Linked DNA regions of Mus musculus: region 1 is linked to region 2. The links are chromatin contacts, found by Hi-C or POLR2A ChIA-PET in ENCODE. All regions are on one chromosome and are shown on one strand. The core of a region is the stretch at or near the end of the contact, and the rest is flanking DNA. Distances in the headings are between cores, read along the strand shown.

Region 1 (2,813 bases), core at 24-2,523, 98 kb before region 2:
GAAATTGCCGCTGAATGGACACCAGAAAGCAGGATTTGCATAATTCCTTCCAACGAAACCCCATCGGGAAAGAGGGGACCCCGGGCCCAAGTGGACGGACAGAATTTCCCAGGTCCGTCTGAGGAAGACCTGAATCCCTAGAACGCGCCCCATCCACACGGGGGGCTGGAATTCCGGGCCTCCCCGAGGACTGGGCGTGGGGGACAGAGGACGACGAGAGGGCATTTCCCCACACATCAGCCGCACCGAAGCAGAGACGGGGAAATAACAATGCTGAGGACATTAGAGTCAGACACAAGGATGGACAGAGGCTAGGGGGCGGCGGGTGGAGCAGACACCACAAGAGCCACTTACTTTTTGGAGGGGGGTTAAATATGTGAGTTAAGCCCTTATGGTCCCGCCGGCCGCCGCACAGAGGGAAACGGGACCTTGGGAGAGAAAAACAGACAAAACACACAGTGTGAGAGGTGCAGCTCGCCTCCCGGCCCCTCCCGGGCGCCCCCCACTCCCGTCCACGCTCCCGCCGCCCGGGGAAGCGCGCCGGTCGCCGGCCGCCGGGGCTCCGCGGAGGGGACCAGGGTGACCCCCCCGCCCGGCTTCCCACCCGGGCCTCCCCGCCGCGCGCGCACGCCAAACACAAATCCGCACACACCGACCCGTGCGTCGAGGACTAACTCCGCAGCCGCCGCTGCCAGCAGAGGAAGTGCAGCCGCTGCCCCCCGCGGCCATGACACCCCACTTGGCTCGCTCAGGCGGACGCGGGGCCTGTGACAGCTCCGGCTCCCTCCGCCCCCATCTCCACCTCACGCCTCGCACACGCCCGAGCGCCGCCGCGCGTGCACGCGTGCACGGGGGCGCGCCGCCGGCGTGGGGGAGGGGCGCGGGGCGAGGGCAGGTGGGGGCGACCCCGTGCGTCCCGGCGCGCTGGCGGCGGCGGCGGCGGGCCCGGCGTCCACAATGCGCCCGCTGGGGGAGAGGCCGCGCGTCCGAGCCCGCCCCGCGAGCCGAGGGGAGGGGCGCCGCGGCGGCGCGCTCGCGCTCCGGGGGGTGGGGGAGGGGGCCGAGCCCGGGAGGGCGCGCGGGGCCGGAGCGCGGCGGACTCTGCCCTGCTCCCTCCCACGCACGGGAGGCCGGCGGCCGGGCGGCCCGGGGCACCGGTGGAGGGCCTCACCTACACAGTGGATGAGCTTGTGGCGCCACGAGTCCAGTTCTTGCCGAAAGCCGCGTCTCTCAACGGAGCATTGCTGCCGCCTACACACCCTCGCCATCTTCTGCCGCCCGCCCGGCCCTGCCTCCGCCGCGGCCCCGCGCACGCCCAGCCGCGTCGCCCGGGGCCGCGCACGCACCCGTGGCCTGGGCGTCGCGCCTCCCGCCGGGGGCGGCGCGGGGGCAAGGCTGCGCTCACCTCCCCGTGGCCCCGTGGCGGCCCGCTCCTCCTCCCGCCCGCCCGCCCGCCCGGCGTCCCCGCGCACCAGCTCTGCGTCCCACGTCCAGTCCCCCCGCCCCGCCCGGAACGGCGTCTTTCTACGCCGGCGCTCGGTCCCCGCGCCGCCCTCGCTCTCCAGGCAGGCCACGGTGGCCCCGGCCCTCCCCGGGGCTTTTGGGTTTTAAACTAGTCCCATCTATCACTTCCTACCTGCCTATCGGCCCGCACCAACTGTTGCAAGTTCCGCACCATTGCTTCTCGCAACTTCTCGGTCGAAACGGCTCCTCCCACGGGGGCGCCGTGCAAGAGCAGAAATAGGAATAAATGCCCGGATGCCCTTGGAGGCATTGAGCCCCGAGGTTTGCAAAGGTGAAGTGGATAATTTTAAGTTTTAAGTTATCGAAATGCTTCGCCGGTATTCATAAGCCCCAATTTAAAAAAAAAAAAAAAAGAAAAGGGTTTTAAGTCAAATAAAAAGCCTAGGGGATCTCTTACTAGCAAGACTGATCATAGTTGAAAGTCTTAAGAGAGCTGAGAAAAAAAAATGTGCTAGTAGAAAATGAATTTCAAACTTTCAAACAACAGCTTAAGAATATGTTGGGAAATATACGCCCAGATCCGTAGTTCAGGAAAGGACTCAGAACATTTTGATGAGAAAGGATTTCCAGGTGCCTTCTGGGATAATTAAACCACCTTGCACAGGGAGCCTTGTTTTGTTTAAACATCACACTATTAATTACTTGATTTATTTGAAAGAGAGGAGAAAGAGCAAGGAGGAAATAGGAAATGAAAAAAACGGAAATGGCTACTTACCAATACAAGCTAGGTGGCCTCTTCCTCACCCTTAGAATTTGAGAGTGCATTCCTTCTAAATATTTAAATGTAAGTATTTCTGTAGGTAAAACAAAATCATCACTTGACCTCAAGGATTCCACTGATGTGTATCAAGTCTGGGTCTTTGAAGGGAGGGCGCTCTGGCGTGGGAACGGGGGTAACTGCCCCTAAGAATGACTTGGTGGGTCTCCTGGATAGGAGTAAGATTACGGGTAGTAGGCACCTTCCATCTCAGAGCCAATTAGATTTCCACAATTCTCAAAGCCCGCACTGTTTCATCGCTTTAGACTACTACACCATCAGCCGACCACGATGGTGCACACCTGGTAATAGCAACAGTTCGGTGGGCTGAGAGGCAGGATTGCAAATGCCAGGCCAGCCTGGGCAACATAATGAGACCGTGTCTCAAAGCAAGACCCCTGGCAAATAAAGTCTTAGGTCAGACTTCGTTGAGTTTCTGTGTGGTTATTACTACCCTGGGTTAGGTGGGGAGAAGATCAAAGGGAAATGACCGCTAGCTGGGAGAAACCATCCCGTTCCCTATCTCTAGCGT
Region 2 (3,080 bases), core at 81-2,580:
GATTCTCAAATTTTCAGTGTCTCAAAAGAGGGGTCTGTCCCTGGATCTCAGATCTAAGGATTTACTGGTCATATGCATTTCTGAGCACATTTTCTGGCCAGAGTTAGCACCAGAGGATAGAGACTCCACAGCAAAAAAGATTGAGCTAACTTTGAGGAACTTAGAGCTGAATACAGGAAGCATCAATTAAAGCCATTCTGGAAAAAATAAAGAAATGTTTTTATAAGCTCAATTAAAGAACTCTAATAGTGTGAAATGGCTATCACGGTGTGTCAGAGTAGGGGCAGAGGCCAAGGATATCCTAAACAGGGGGAATGGCAGGCAGCATGTTCATCTCTGCTTTAGGGACCCTTGGCCTGTGTTAGGTGGAGAAACTATGCCCAAAGATACCCAGACTCAAATCTCTAGGATCTGTGAATTTGCTACATTATAGGACAAGGGTCTGAAGTTGTAGATAGATGTATTGAGGCTGCCATCAAGGGGCCCTTAGATGTCTTTTCCTGGACGATCCGGGCAGTTTAATGTATTCCCTCAGAAGTGGGAAAGGGGCTGGTGACATGGCTCAGGGTAAGGGTGCCTGCTGCCTAGTGTCTAGCCACTTTGATCAGTTTGATTTACCAGAACTCCATGGTGGAAGGAGAGAACAGACTCTGTCCACTCTGTGAACCGAACAACATGTGCATGCACATTCCCACACAAGCACACAAAATAAATAAACTAAGATTTTTTTTTTTTTTTTTAAAGTGGAGGAAGATGGAAGAAAGCCAAAGAGCTCTGATAGTGGAAGTGGAACAATCGTGTGTGGAAGGTTCTTGGCAGTGATAACATCTATCTATCAAAGATTATGCTTAACACCCATGTGCCCTTAGAGGGCCAGATCCAAGGAAATGCAGAAGGGTCACAGGAGGGCACCCAAGGGCAACGCCAAGACCCTAGGGCCAGGTGCTTCTCCTTCCCCTTCCTGCAGGCCTTCCCTATTCTTGGGGGCAGTGTCTCAAGGACAAGTCCCAAGGGACAAGGTGGTTGGGACAGCTGTGCTATGCCTCCCCACTTCAAGTCTGAGACTAGCTAGCCCTACAGTCTGTCTTCCCTCCCCCAGTTCCAGCACCTCAGACTGCTCTTGGGGGACATCGAGGTGGCTGCCTGCTTTCGGGACACACGTGGCACGAGCAGGGGTCGGCGCCGGGAGCTGGCGGCTGGTCGTGTGGACTTCTCACTTCCCCTCCCCAACCGCCGCGCGTGCAGGTGCCACGCGGAGCCCCGCAGGCGGGGCAGACCCTCTGGACACGCCCCCGTGCGAGTCCCCGCTGCCCGGCAGGAGGAAGCGCCAGAGTCGCCACTGTCCTGAGCACAGCTGGACTCTGCTTCTAACCCCGCGCCAGCGACGTCGCCTACCGCGGCTGTGGGCACCGGATACCGTGCTCCGGTGCCAGCCGGGGATGCGAGCTGCTCCCGGGACGGCATGGCAGCCTCAGGTGGGTAGCAGGCGCAGCGCTCTCCAGCTCCCGGCTCCTGGCTCGCGCGCCCCTGGTCCTTGAGGCTCTCTGACACCACCCTCCCAGTCTTGAGACCTGTCTCCCTACTTCTTTAGTCTTTAGTGAGGGGATTTTGTATTCTTTCCGGTCTTTTCTCCAGTCTCTGTCGCAAACTTCCCCTCTGAACTTTCTCACGTTTCCCCTAACCGGTCTGTGCACGATTCTGTCTTGCTCCTGCCTGGGGCTCGACCTATCCCAGTTTCTAAGTCTTCTTTTCTCCCTTCTAGCTGTAAGTTGCCAAGGGTCGCTTTCTCAGCTCTAACTCTGAGTACTCTGAGGACAGTTGATAGGAGGTGGAGGGCGGATTCTGTAAGAAGCCAGATGCTTCTCTTAGGGTCTTATCCAACCAATAGGGGGCGCTCAGGCAGTCTTAGGTGGTCCAGGGACAGCTTCAGAAGCCCCCTTTGTCCACCGCGATTGTATATCTTCTCTGGAATTTTGGTAAAAAACCGAGACCACACTCTAATTTTACTCTTACTCTGTTCTCTATGTAACTTATGTGCCCAGGGGTAATTGGAATTTGGTGGGCAAATCATCAAAAGGTGCCAGAAGTTTCTTCTGGTTGGTCTTGGGTTTCTTTCTAGCTCATGAGCATATGTACACTTGGCAAGTCCTTAGCTCGCTGAGGTTCAGGACAAACCATGTAAGGACAACGTTGAGAGACAGTTAGTGAGCAGCACCTATACACCTCAGTGGCTATAGGCGTAGTAGATTCTTGGTGAGAACCTTGTCGGTCTGGTCTCTGTTCACCACAGAGTTTTGGTGGTGTGAAAGAAAACAGTAACTAAATGAGGAATTGCTAGATGAGAAGAGAGAGTTGCCATGTTTTCGGTTTGGCTGACTTGTGTTTACCTAGCTCCAGCGTGATGCTTTGAGAGAGAATGAAAACCAGATGATAGCATCTCTTGAGAGAGATCGTGTAGCGTGGGCTGGGGGAAGTCAATGCTTGGGAGGGAAGGGAGCAGATGCTAAAGCCAACTGTCTCCAGATCTGCTAAGGTCTAGCCTTGGGTCATGGTACTTTGGAACGAAGGTAGAAAAGGCTTTGATAATACATGCTTATTATTATTATTGAAGGGGCTGGGAGGGTGGTTCATCAATGGCCTGCGGTTCCCTAGCCAGGCTCTATGGGATAAAGCAGCACTGTGGCTCAGGGTCCACTCACTGGACAAACTTTATTGAGTGCTTGCCGTTTCCAGGCACTGTCGTAAGAAGATGAAAGCTGTGTAACTGAGAACAGGGGAGGCAACAGCTCATTGAATAACAAAATCAAGGCAGGTGCATCGGGAAAGTGGACAGGGGAAAGTAGGCAAGCCCTGAAGGAGGGAAGGCAGGGGGTCCTGGGGAGGAGTATGTCCCAGGCAAGGGGTCTATTCTATGTGTTTGAGATACACGGAACAGCTATGGTAGCTGGGTGGATGGAGGGTTTGGGGAGAGTTAAAAATAAGGTGGCTAAGCTCCTGTTTGTCTCCTTTCCTGGATGGGATGGGCTCTGGGCTGCTGTGCACTAGAGGACAGCACACTGGGAAGCCTTTGAGCAACCTGC

What was found. Hi-C counts contacts between places; a loop is a spot of excess contacts on that map. ChIA-PET counts read pairs that join two places held with the same protein, here RNA polymerase II (POLR2A).
Region 1: a map of v-Abl transformed pro-B cells shows a loop between it and region 2 (3-fold over the local background). The contact joins the promoter of Lcor here to the promoter of Pik3ap1 in region 2. A Hi-C loop is called at or near these places in 1 of 37 maps with a recorded cell type or tissue (v-Abl transformed pro-B cells). POLR2A ChIA-PET finds 5 or more read pairs at or near these places in 1 of 5 experiments (Patski).

Annotation. Positions count from the first base shown.
Region 1 is chr19:41,481,142-41,483,954 of GRCm38, reverse strand. It overlaps Lcor (ligand dependent nuclear receptor corepressor), which reads right to left and starts at 1,273. Exons shown (of 8, transcript NM_001370767.1): 1 at 1,172-1,273; 2 at 355-428.
Region 2 is chr19:41,383,352-41,386,431 of GRCm38, reverse strand. It overlaps Pik3ap1 (phosphoinositide-3-kinase adaptor protein 1), which reads left to right and starts at 1,330. Exons shown (of 17, transcript NM_031376.4): 1 at 1,330-1,475. The coding sequence starts at 1,463.